Linked DNA regions of Homo sapiens: region 2 is linked to region 1. Evidence: chromatin contacts called from ENCODE Hi-C or POLR2A ChIA-PET data. All regions are on one chromosome and are shown on one strand. Each heading gives the region's core, a stretch centred on a gene start or an enhancer-like site at or near the end of the contact. The rest is flanking DNA. Distances are from core to core; before and after follow the strand shown. Region 1 holds the start of NDUFV3 (NADH:ubiquinone oxidoreductase subunit V3). Region 2 holds the start of TRAPPC10 (trafficking protein particle complex subunit 10).

Region 1 (5,955 bases), core at 352-2,851:
AGCACTTTGGGAGGCCGAGGCGGGCGATCATTTGAGGTCAGGAGTTCGAGACCAGTCTGGCCAACATGGTGAAACCCCGTCGCTACTAAAAATACAAAAATTAGCCGGGCGTGGTGGCTCATGCCTGTTGTCCCAGCTACTCAGGAGGCTGAGGGAGGAGAATCGCTTGAACCTAGGAAGTGGAGCTTGCAGTGAGCCTAGATTGTGCCACTGTACTCCAGCCTGGGCAACAGAGCAAGACTCTGTCTCAAAAAAAAAAATTTAGGCCAGGCACAGTGGCTCACACCTGTAATCCCAGGGCTTTGGGAGGCCGAGACGGGTGGATCACGAGGTCAGGAGATGGAGACCATCCTGGCTAACACGGTGAAACCCTGTCTCTACTAAAAATTACAAAAATTTAGCCGGGCGTGGTGGCGGGTGCCTGTAGTCCCAGCTACTCGGGAGGCTGAGGCAAGAGAATGGCGTGAACCCGGGAGGCGGAGCTTGCAATGAGCCAAGATGGCGCCACTGCACGCCAGCCTGGGCTACAGAGCAAGACTCCGTCTCAAAAAAAAAAAAAAAATTTAAACAAAAAAAAAATCTTTTGGCATTTTTTTTTCTCCCTTTAGGGACAAAGGATCCCTTCTCATGATTATCCTAAGATCTAAGGTTATTCTTTTTGCCTCCCAGGGTGGATGGTGGCAGATGCCCTTGCATTTACTTGATAGCAGACTCCTCTTTGATAAAGGCCTTTGATAAAGGCCTCATTCCGCCAGTTTATCTTGCCACCTCAATGAATCGCTAGCTGTGTCAGGAATCCCTACACAATCCATTTAAATGACTGTGGCAGGGCCTCTTCCCCTGTGGAAGCTGAAGGTGGCACGTCCATCTCCGATGAAATGCGAATGGGGCTCTGGGCACGCGGCGGAAGGCAGAGAAGAGGCAGAGAAAGAAGCTAATAACTAATTACACCGACTCCACAATTACGACTAACGTTGGGGACGAACTCTTTGCTAAATAAACATTTAGGTGAAACAAAGCTTCCATTTCCAATCGGCCTAACTCTGGTATTAGCGTTGGCAGGGGCCATGCAGGAGGGGCAGTGAGCAGTGGTGGCCGCGTTGCCGACAGAGGGTGAGGGAGCTGGGCGCGTGGTGTGGGCGCCGAGGTCCCGAGCTGAAGAGCTTTAAAACCTCTCAAAACACAGAACTATCAATCAAGTAGGACCAGACTGTGCCCCCAGGGAAGGTCGCAGATTTAAGGCTGCGAGGACAAGGGCAAAGAAGTGCGAAGCGTTCGGGTGGACATGCAAGCCGGCCCAGCGCAGACGCCTGAGAGGGGTGCCCAGCAGCCCCCGCAGGTCTCCGCCGCGCCCCCGCCACAGCGCCCAGGCGCCCGCAGGGCACAGGGATCGGCACCAGCCGGTGACGTGTCCCTCACGCTGCTGCCTGTGATTGGTGGTCCCGATCCGGGGCGTGGCCCCAAGGGAGGCACTTAGCCCTACTGGGGATGCGCGCGCAGACCCACGGCCTCTGCTCCGCCCCCAGCTGGCCTGTAATTGGCGCAGTCGGCCCAAGGGGCGGCTGTTCAGGCGCGGGTGCGCGCGCAGCTGCTGTGGCCCTGCTTGGTGCGCCCGCTGTCACCGCCATGGCTGCCCCGTGTTTGCTGCGGCAAGGACGAGCCGGGGCGCTGAAGGTAAAGGAGGAGCCAGCCTGGGCTGGCTGCGCGGCCCCGAGCCTACGTAGGGGATGGGGTGAGGGGGCGCGGTGCTGGTCAGGTCCGGGCCTGTCCGCGACCTCTAGCCGTCCTAGTTGGGCCGCTGACCCCGCTCCCTGGGCCCAGGACTGACCGCCACGGGGCCAGGCCCGGATGTGGCCAGCGAGCGTCCCGCGGTTCCCCCGAGCCGGTCCGCCGCCGCCGCTGCCCGAGGCCCAGGCCGAGGCTGGCGTGCCCCGTGCCGACGGGCGCTCCCGAGGGCTGCATGCCTGGGCGGCAGACTCGGGTGGACGTTCCCAGGTGATGCTGCCGCGCGGCTGGGGTCAGCCGCTGTGCGGCTCCCGCACGGCTTCTCTGAAGGACAGTGACTTCTCCATTTAGCCAAGAGAGGAAATGAGGGAACTTTCAGGGACCTGGTTAACTTGGTAACTTACTGACAGCCGTTGAGAAGCCAGCTGACATGACCTGACCTGTGAAAAGGAGAAGAAGGGCTTTCTTTTCGGCAAATAAAAAGCTAAGGCCAAGGCCGGGCGCGGACACTTTGGGATTTTGCCTGTAATCCCAGTACTTTGGAAGGCCGAGCCAGGCGGATCGCTTGAGTTCAGGAGTTCGAGACTAGCCTGGCCAACATGTCGAAACCCCGTCTCTAAAAAATACAAAAAATTAGTCTGGCGTGGTGGTGCATTCCTGTAATCCCAGCTACTCGGGAGGCTGAGGTGGGAGGATCCCATGAACCCGGGACGCGGAGGTTGCAGTGAGCCGAGATCATACCACTGCACTCCAGCCTGGGGGACAGAATAAATAAATAAATAAAATAAGGCTAAGACCACTTCACTCTCTTACAAATTTTAAAATGGCTGTTATTACAAAAGCAGTAACTATTCCCTGCAGAATATATATGCGTGTGTGTATATATATATATAAATACATATTATATATATTATATATAAATATATATTATATATATATTTATATAATATGTAAATATATATTATATATTTATATAATATATAATATATTATATAAATATATATTATATAATATATATAATATGTTTATATAAATATATATTATATATTTATATATTTATATAATATATAATATATATTTATATATTATATATAATATATATCATAATATAATATATAATATATATATATTTTTTTTTGAGACAGAGCCTCACTCTGTTGCCCAGGCCCAGGCTGGAGTGCAATGGCACCATCTCAACTCCCTGCAACTTCTGCCCCCTGGGATTAAGCGACTCTCGTGCCTCAGCCTGCAGAATAATTTAAAAGTACAGATAGGGAAATTCATTGACAGTCTACCATTACTCCTTCAAGCATCTAGTTCCTAACGATTTCTATCAGCTTTTATATGTTCACATAAGCACATGTACTCATGCTTACAATCATGAACATACACGTTTTCATGTTTATATGTGCACATACAGGCACCTCTGTTCTGTATCCAGCATCTAGAACATTGTACTGTCTAGCACTTAATAGGCCTTAGTGAGTATATGCTGAGTGAGTTGGCATAATATAAAATATCACATTTATATTGTAGACACTTTTGAAGCAGTTTTTATATACCTACATCATTTTAGTGGCCAGATAGTATTTCTTCTACTCTATTTTCTAAGGATAAGAAAACATTTTACAGAAAGAAACATAGGGCCTGGCAGGTGGCTCATGCCTGTAATCCCAGTACTTTGGGAGGCCAAGACAGGTGGATCATTTGAGGTCAGGCATTCGAGACCAACATGGTGAAACCCCATCTCTACTAAAAATACAAGAAGAGCCAAGCGCGGTAGCTCACACCTGTAATGCCAGTACTTTGAGAAGCCAAGGTGGGTGGATAACCTGAGGCCAGGAACTCGAGACCAACCTGATCAACATGGTGAAACCCCGTCTCTACTAAATACAAAAACTTGGCCGGGCATGGTGATGCATGCCTGTAATCCCAGCTACTTGGGTGGCTGAGACAGGAGAATTGCTTGAACCCACGAGGCGGAGATTGTAGTGAGCCGAGGTTGCGCCACTGTGCTCCAGCCAGGGTGACAGAGCAAGACTCCATCTCAAAAAACAAAATACAAAAACATTAGCCAGGTGCGGTGGTGCACACCTGTAATTCCAGCTACTTGGGAGGCTGAGGCAAGAGAATCGCTGGAACCCAGGAGGCGGAGGTTGCAGTGAGCCAAGATTGAGCCACTGCACTCCAGCCTGGGAGTCAGAGTGAGACCCTGTCTCCAAAAAAAAAAAAAAGAAAAGAAAAAAGAAGAAACGTGGTATTTTGTAGGTTAATAAATAATTGGAGACTACAAAAAAAATGCACTGGAGAACGTCTGGTTGAAGTTTTATTAAACCAAATATTAATAGTGATTGTCCTTGAACTCGGGTGTTTTCTTCTTGCAGCCTTTTTGTATTTTACAAAATGTCCATAATATACATACATTATGAAAACTGTAATAACCATTAGAAGTATACCATGTGAATGTTTTGCACTTACATGTAGTGGTAATATGTAATATTCATATGCACGGTACCTACATGCACACAATCCCAGCACTTTGGTTGTTTTTCTTTTTTTTTTTTTTTTCCTGAGACAGTCTCACTCTGTTGTCCAGGCTGGAGTGCAGTGGCGTGATCTCAGCTCACTGCAACCTCCACCTCCTGAGTCTAAGCAATTCTCCTGCCTCAGCCTCTGCAGTACCTGGAACTACAGGCATGCACCACCGTGCCTGGCTAAATTTTTTTTTTTTTTTTTTTTTTTGCGACAGAGTCTTGCTCTGTCGCCCAGGCTAGAGTGCAGTGGCACGATCTTGGCTCACTGCAAGCTTCACCTCCTGGGTCCACGCCATTCTCCTGCCTCAGCCTCCCAAGTAGCTGGGACTACAGGCACCCGCCACCATGCCCGGCTAATTTTTTGTATTTTTAGTAGAGACGGGGTTTCACCGTGTTAGCCAGGATAGTCTCGATCTCCTGACCTCATGATCCACACGCCTCGGCCTCCCAAAGTGCTAGGATTACAGTCGCACCGCGCCCGGCCTTTTTTTTGTATTTTTAGTAGAGACGGGGTTGTCCAGGCTGGTCTCAGAACTCCTGACCTCAAGTGATCCGCCCACCTCAGCCTCCCAAAGTGCTGGGATTATAGGTGTAAGCCACCGCACCTGGCCAATCCCAGCACTTCAGGAGGCCGGGGCTTCAGGATCGCTTGAGGCCAGGAGTTTGAGGAAGCCAGGAGTTTGAGACCAACCTGGGCCACGTAGCCAGATCTCGTCTCTATAAAAAATAAAAAATATTAGCCAGGCATGGTAGTATGTGCCTGTAGTCCTGGCTATGTCAGAGTATCGCTTGGACCCAGGAGTTGAAGGCTGCAGTGAGCCATGATTGTGCCACTGCACTCCAGCCTGGACGACTGAGAGAGACCCCTGACTCAAAAAATATATATATATATTCATATATAGTACCAGCTATTATAATGGCATTACTCTAAACATCCATATTCATTAATTCTTTTGTCAGACTATGCTCCAGGAAGCCCAGGTGTTTCGAGGACTTGCTTCTACGGTTTCTTTGTCTGCGGAATCAGGGAAGAGTGAAAAGGGTCAGCCACAGAATTCCAAGAAGCAAAGTCCACCAAAAAGTAAGATTTTGATGGTAGTCATAAGGGAAAGAGAATGCAAAAAGAAAATAGATTAGTCAGCCTTCGAAGCACGACAGTGAGTTTTACTAGCTACGTAATTTATGCTTCTTCCTTTTCAGCAGTGTCCAGATTATACAAGACACAAGATCTATAACAGATTTTAGACCAAACATTTCAGTCATGTCGTAGTCTTTGACTGAATATTTAGCCCTGAAATGGTTTTTCCTGTATTTTCTAAATGCCAAACCCCAACCTGAAGTGAGTGATGCCTTGGTAAAGGCTCTGTGGCATTTAGATGGCCCCGGCACAGTGAGCTTGCCAGAAAGCCACCTTACTTTCCATCCTCTGATGCTGAGTTGTTTGTTTTGTTTTGTTTTGTTTTGTTTTGTTTTGTTTCAGTCTCTTTGAGACCCATCTGTGGTTTTCCAGGCTTTGCTTAATCCCAGTCCAGGACTAGCTGGGACTACAGGCATGTGCCACCACGTCTGGCTAATTTTTTGTATTTTTAGTAGAGACAGGGTTTCACAATGTTAGCCAGGATGGTCTCAATCTCCTGACCTTGTTATCCACCCGCCTCGGCCTCCCAAAGTGTTGGGATTACAGGCGTGAGCCACT
Region 2 (5,388 bases), core at 268-2,767, 1.1 Mb after region 1:
TCTCATCCCTAATGATGTGTCCCTGGCTTCCATCATCCCTAGATGTGACCGTCCAGTTGCAGGAAAACAAGCTCAGGGCTCCCACTGATTCCACATTATGGGAAGTTGTATTTTATTACATATTACAACATAAAAATAATAAAGTGCACAATAAATGAAATGTGTTTGAATCGTCCTGAAACCACCCCAACTTTGTCTGTGGAAAAACTGCATTCTATGAAACTGGTCCCTGGTGCCAAAAAGGTTGGGGACTGCTGCTGTTAATGACTAAGAAAGACCAGGTCTCCCCCTTCCCATTTGGTGATTTTTGTTACAGATTAGCTGTCTCCATTGTCCTGTACCTGACTTAGACCAGACAGCACAGAGACCCCAGGACTGTTTCATCTTCAGTGGGTCCCCAAAGAAAAAGACCACCTCGACTAAACAGACTGTTGTAACTATGCATTAGGCCTTATACAGAAAAGACGCTGAAATTCGGTTAGGCTTCCCGAGACGCTGGCTATAGAAACGACCCCAAATTTCTACGTTTGAGAACACTGACTTCCATTCTTTATAATGTTTCCTGGGCGCCTCAAGCTTCGCATTTGACTAAACTCTAGATTCTGACCCTTTTGATTATTTTTGGTTGACAGTTTTTGTCATTTTATGGCTGGGAGTGATGGCTCACACCTGTAATCTCAACACTTTGGGAGGCCAAGGCTGGAGGATCACTTGAGCCCAGGAGTTTGAAACCAGCCTGGAAAACATAGTGAGATCCCGACAAAAGAAAAGAAAAGAAAAAAATTAGCTGGGCGTGGTGGCTGCCCCCGTGGTCCCAGTTACTGGCGGAGGGGGTGGGGCGGGGGGAAACAAGGCGGGAGGATCGCTTGAGCCTGGAAGGTGGAGGCTGCAGTGAGCCGTGTCCCGCCACTGCACTCCAGCCTGAGCCAACTGAGGAAGACCCTGCTCCAAAGAAAAAAAGAAAAAGAAACACCCGCGCCCCGCCCCCCCCGTTTACGTGCACAAGAAGCCCATATGCAGTTAAGTGTGAGGTTTATTTTGTGGCATTCCGAAATGCCGAGGGCCAGGTCCCCACAAAAACATTTGCGGCGTGAGGGAAACGGGAAGAGCCCAGCGGTAGGCGGAAGGCACGCGCCGGGGACACTCAGCGGCGAGGGCCTGCGGGAGCCCCCAGCGCGATAAGGAGCCCGGCCGGGGAGCAGCGGCCCGCCGCGGGACGCCCGAGCTGCGGGGAACGCGAGGGCAGCGAGGCCGGCGTCTCTGGTCCGGGAGCGTCCAGGCTCGCTCACCGCGCGCGAGGCCCGCCTGCCGAGTCCTGGCCTCAGCTCCGGCGCAGGGCCCAGCGGGGCGCCCACTGCCGAGGGAGGAAGATGGACGTGTCCCGGGAGCCCCGCTCCGCCTCCCACTTCCCACCTCCCGGTCCCGCGCGGCCGGCCCGGGCGCACTTCCGTCGGAGGCGAAGCGCGGCGAAGACCCGCCCCGTGAAGCCTCGCGCGCCCCGGAAATGGTCATGCGGCGGCGCCGAGGCCGGAAGTGGCTGAGGCCGGCAGCAGCGGGCGGCAGCTGCGGCGCAACCGGCTCCGGAGCTGCCTGGCGCGGCCGGGCGGGCGGCGCCGCTCAGGCTCGGGCTCCGGCTGGGCCCGGCGCGGCCTCGGGGCTGCCCATGGGGCGCGGGGGGCCGGGCCGGTGACGCCGGACGCCCATGGACGCCTCTGAGGAGCCGCTGCCGCCGGTGATCTACACCATGGAGAACAAGCCCATCGTCACCTGTGAGTGCCCGGAGGCGGGGAGGGCGCGGCGGTCGTTGGGCGGGCCCGGGCCCTGGCGTTATGCACCCGGCGCCCCCAGACCTTCAGCCCCCGGCGCGCTCCGGGCTGGGCCGCTTCCTGGAGGTGTGACCAGGGCTGCGGCTGAGGCGGGGCCCTCTGACTTTTCGGGGACGCCCTCTGACCTTCCCGCCGGGCGACCTCTGACCCCTGGGGGGCGCCCTCGGGCCGGCTGCAGTTGGAGCCGGTGGAACCCGGCGGACTCTGCCCGGGACTGGGCGCGCGCCGGCGTCGAGGGCGAGGAGCGGGGGCTGCCACCGCCCCGTCCCGCCCCCGTTGAGCCGCGCGCCCGGGACCTGGGGGCCCCGGCCTCTTCCGCCGGGCGGTTTTGCCCGCGGGCGCCCTTTCCCCGACTACGGGGAAGTCCTTGGGGGCTCGCAGAGTTGCAGGCGTTGGCGAAGTAGGAACAGTTTGTTGCGGGGTGAAGCGTCAGGCAGAGCCGCCGGGACTGCTTTCGCTCCTACACACTTCCCCGCCGCGCACTCAAACCATTTTACGGATGAGAAAGCCGAGGCTCGGGCGCTTAGGCGAGCTTGCTCCCCATGAACAGCCTCCCGCTCGAGTCTACACTACGGACACCTGGTGCCTCTTGGGTGTCGTGTCCTCCCCGCACCCCTCCTTTAATGCATACACAAAGGAACTGTTTTTCTGTTACGGGAAAAATGTTCCCTAAATTTTAGAAGTGTGACTCTCCAGAGTTAAATACGGTTAAGAACAGTGAGCTTATGGGAAGTATTGAAATGTTTGTTGGTTGGCTTTTAGGTGACTTGCAGAGAGGTGTTTCAGACTGTTACGATTTTTGACCTTTGACAGTATTCTGTATTTTCATGCATGTATGCAGTTAGTTTTTTTCTAGTTGTCTTTCGTGCTTGGAAAGGAAGCACTCTCTGTTGCAAAATCTGGGTGCCCAGGCCACAGTAGACTGTATGTCGTGAGAACTCCTGTTTCCCTCTCACTCTGTCAGCGGGTGTGCACCTGCTGTGTTCCTTCCTGTTAGATCCCTGAGAAACTGTATATTGAAGGTTGAATTTTGTTGCTTCAGCTTTAGGTGATAGACTTATTTCTTTCCTTCCTTTTGCTTTATTTTGTCTCTTCTCCTCTCCTCCTCTCTCTTTTTTTTCTACAGAGACCTAGACGAGATGATAGACTTTTCTTAGGGAAGTGGACTGTGTCTCATTTAAAATTGGAGACTTGCATAGTTCAGCAGTAGCTGTCTTTTTTCCTCCCCAGAATATTTGTCAGCTGAAAGTCTTTTCCTACTCTGCACCTTCAGCCCCAGAGGGCAGATGTGGGTAGAGCTGGTCTGCAGGCCCTGCAATTTCCCAGGGGCTTTCCCAGTGCTCAGGGAAGATGAAGCCATGCGCAGTTCATGTTAAGTTTTACTGTCTTCCAGAGGTTGAACATTTTTCTCCTAAAGTGCTGTGCACGTTGTGAATGCTGGATACACATTCATTGCCTGTACGGACATCCACACATCTAATTTTATCTTCTACCTCCTAGCTTGCTTACATTTCAATAGCAATATGTATTTATAGGCATTATGTAAATACATTTCTGAGGAGAAAGTTCCTAAGCTCTATTGGATTCAACCATAACTAAAGGGGTAAAGTTTGTTATCTGGTTGCCAGTGTTGGAGATATTTAATGTTTAGTTTTGTACATGCGTGCATCACGGACAGCTGAAGGATGCGGTTTTCTTTCCTACAGATTTATTGGATTGTCATCTTGGTGGTGGGTTTTTTCCTGTGTTTTGAGCAGCAGAGTGAATTTTTTTTTTTCCTTCTTCTTCTTTTTTGAGACGGCGTCTTTCTCTGTCGCCCAGGCTGGAGTGCAGTGGCATGATCTCGGCCATGATCTTGGCTCACTGCAACCTCTGCCTCCCGGGTTCAAGCGATTCTCCTTCCTCGGCCTCCCGAGTAGCTGGGATTACAGGCGCATGCTGCCATGCCCGGCTAATTTTTTGTTTGTTTGTTTTTGTTTTTTTTTTTTTTCAGTAGAGACAGAGTTTCACCATGTTGGTGAGGCTGGTCTCGAACTCCTGACCTTGGGTTGTCCACCTGCGCAGCCTCCCGAAGTGCTGGGATTACAGGCTTGAGCCCCCACCCTTGGCCTCAAGCAACATAGTGAATGTTAATCTCTGCATGGATGGTACACTGTCCTAGAAGGTGCAAACTTTCATTCATTGGAGTCTCAGAAGAGAAGGGGGCTTCAGTAGACTGTCAAAGTTAACTTGAAAAATGATCACTTTAAAAGTGAAGGTAAAAAGCTGACTTCATACTTCCCACTTGAAATTATGTTGTGGTATATCTGGGACTGAAGCTTTAGGAAGCACTTGGCCTGGTTTCACTTTATGCCTTCATCTTGCTCCTCTCTTTCAGCTATACATGTTTTGAAAGGAGAAGGTGGTATGAACAATTGCTTTAAAAAAATCCACCCAGAGGCTAATTAACCCTTAACTTTTTAATATTATGTACATAGTTCTCTTAGTAGGCAACATTTTTGTTTTCAAAAATCTTTTAAATTCTTACTTGAAATGGTATTACCTCAGATCTGTTCATTTTAAAATGAAAGTAGAGTTTATGCATGTTGTGAATTTTTTTTCCATAGAATGTATAATATTTTACTTCAGTGAAAATGCATTCTGCTTAGACCTTTCTGGGAAGAATATAGAATGTAACTGGTTCAGGTGAATTTAAAAACTGTGTATATGTAGGGATAGAAGAATGAAAAGTTCCCAAAGATTAAGGGTAATTAGAATAGATTATTACTTTAAAACCTAGCTGATTATTTCACTTCATTTTATTATTATTATTTTTTTAGAGATGGGGTCTCGCTCTGTCACCTAGGCTAGAGTGCAGTGGCATGGTCATAGCCGACTGCAGCCTTGCTGGGCTCAAGTGACCCCTCCCTTAGCCTGCCAAGTAGCCAGCACTACAGGTATGACCCACCTCACCTGGCCTGAATTATTTTAATAATATTTTGAAGCTCTCCAAATTTTTTTTTTTTTTTTCTGTCTGAGACAGAGTCTTGTTCTCTTGCCCAGGCTGGAGTGCAGTGGCGCGATCTCGGCTCACTGCAACTTCTGCCTCCCGGGTTCAGTCGATTCTCCTGCCTCAGCCTCCCAAGTAGCTGGGATTACAGGCGTACACCACCATGCCCACCTAATTTTTGTATTTTAATAGAGACACAGTTTCACCTTGTTGGCCAGGCAGGTCTAGAACTCCTGACCTCAGGTGACCTGCCCGCCTCGGCCTCCCAAAGTGCTGGGATTACAGGCGTGAGCCCCCGCACCTGGCCCTAAATGTTTTAATAGACTTTAGCCCATAATTAAACCTCCTGCCTAACGGGCTCCTGTGAAGAGGGACTAGCACAGTAGGGGCCTTCTTAAACTCAGAACTAGTTACAGCTTGTAAATACTGAAGAGTGTATGTGAAATGTGCAGGGATGGGAGCTGAACAGTTAGTGGAACTAATGCTTTGACGGGGTTGGGTGATGAATGACCGAATCATAGCAATAGGAAAACTTGTAGTATATTTTATTAATCATGAAAAATGCCTGGCGTA

What was found. A loop is a pair of places that touch in the nucleus more often than their neighbours do. ChIA-PET counts read pairs that join two places held with the same protein, here RNA polymerase II (POLR2A). Pooled maps may share reads with other maps.
Region 2: a map of B cell shows a loop between it and region 1 (15-fold over the local background). The contact joins the promoter of TRAPPC10 here to the promoter of NDUFV3 in region 1. A Hi-C loop is called at or near these places in 2 of 168 maps with a recorded cell type or tissue (B cell and CD4-positive, alpha-beta T cell), 1 of 37 single-sample maps with no recorded cell type and 13 of 50 pooled maps. POLR2A ChIA-PET finds 5 or more read pairs at or near these places in 1 of 52 experiments (MCF 10A).

The regions. Positions count from the first base shown.
Region 1 is chr21:42,891,708-42,897,662 of GRCh38, forward strand. It overlaps NDUFV3 (NADH:ubiquinone oxidoreductase subunit V3), which reads left to right and starts at 1,602. Exons shown (of 4, transcript NM_021075.4): 1 at 1,602-1,674; 2 at 5,220-5,340. The coding sequence starts at 1,627. It also overlaps a transcript of WDR4 not described here. RefSeq lists silencers at 1,089-1,388, 1,729-1,978.
Region 2 is chr21:44,010,792-44,016,179 of GRCh38, forward strand. It overlaps TRAPPC10 (trafficking protein particle complex subunit 10), which reads left to right and starts at 1,518. Exons shown (of 23, transcript NM_003274.5): 1 at 1,518-1,769. The coding sequence starts at 1,703. RefSeq lists silencers at 1,143-1,522, 1,673-2,342 and enhancers at 2,893-2,952, 2,973-3,022.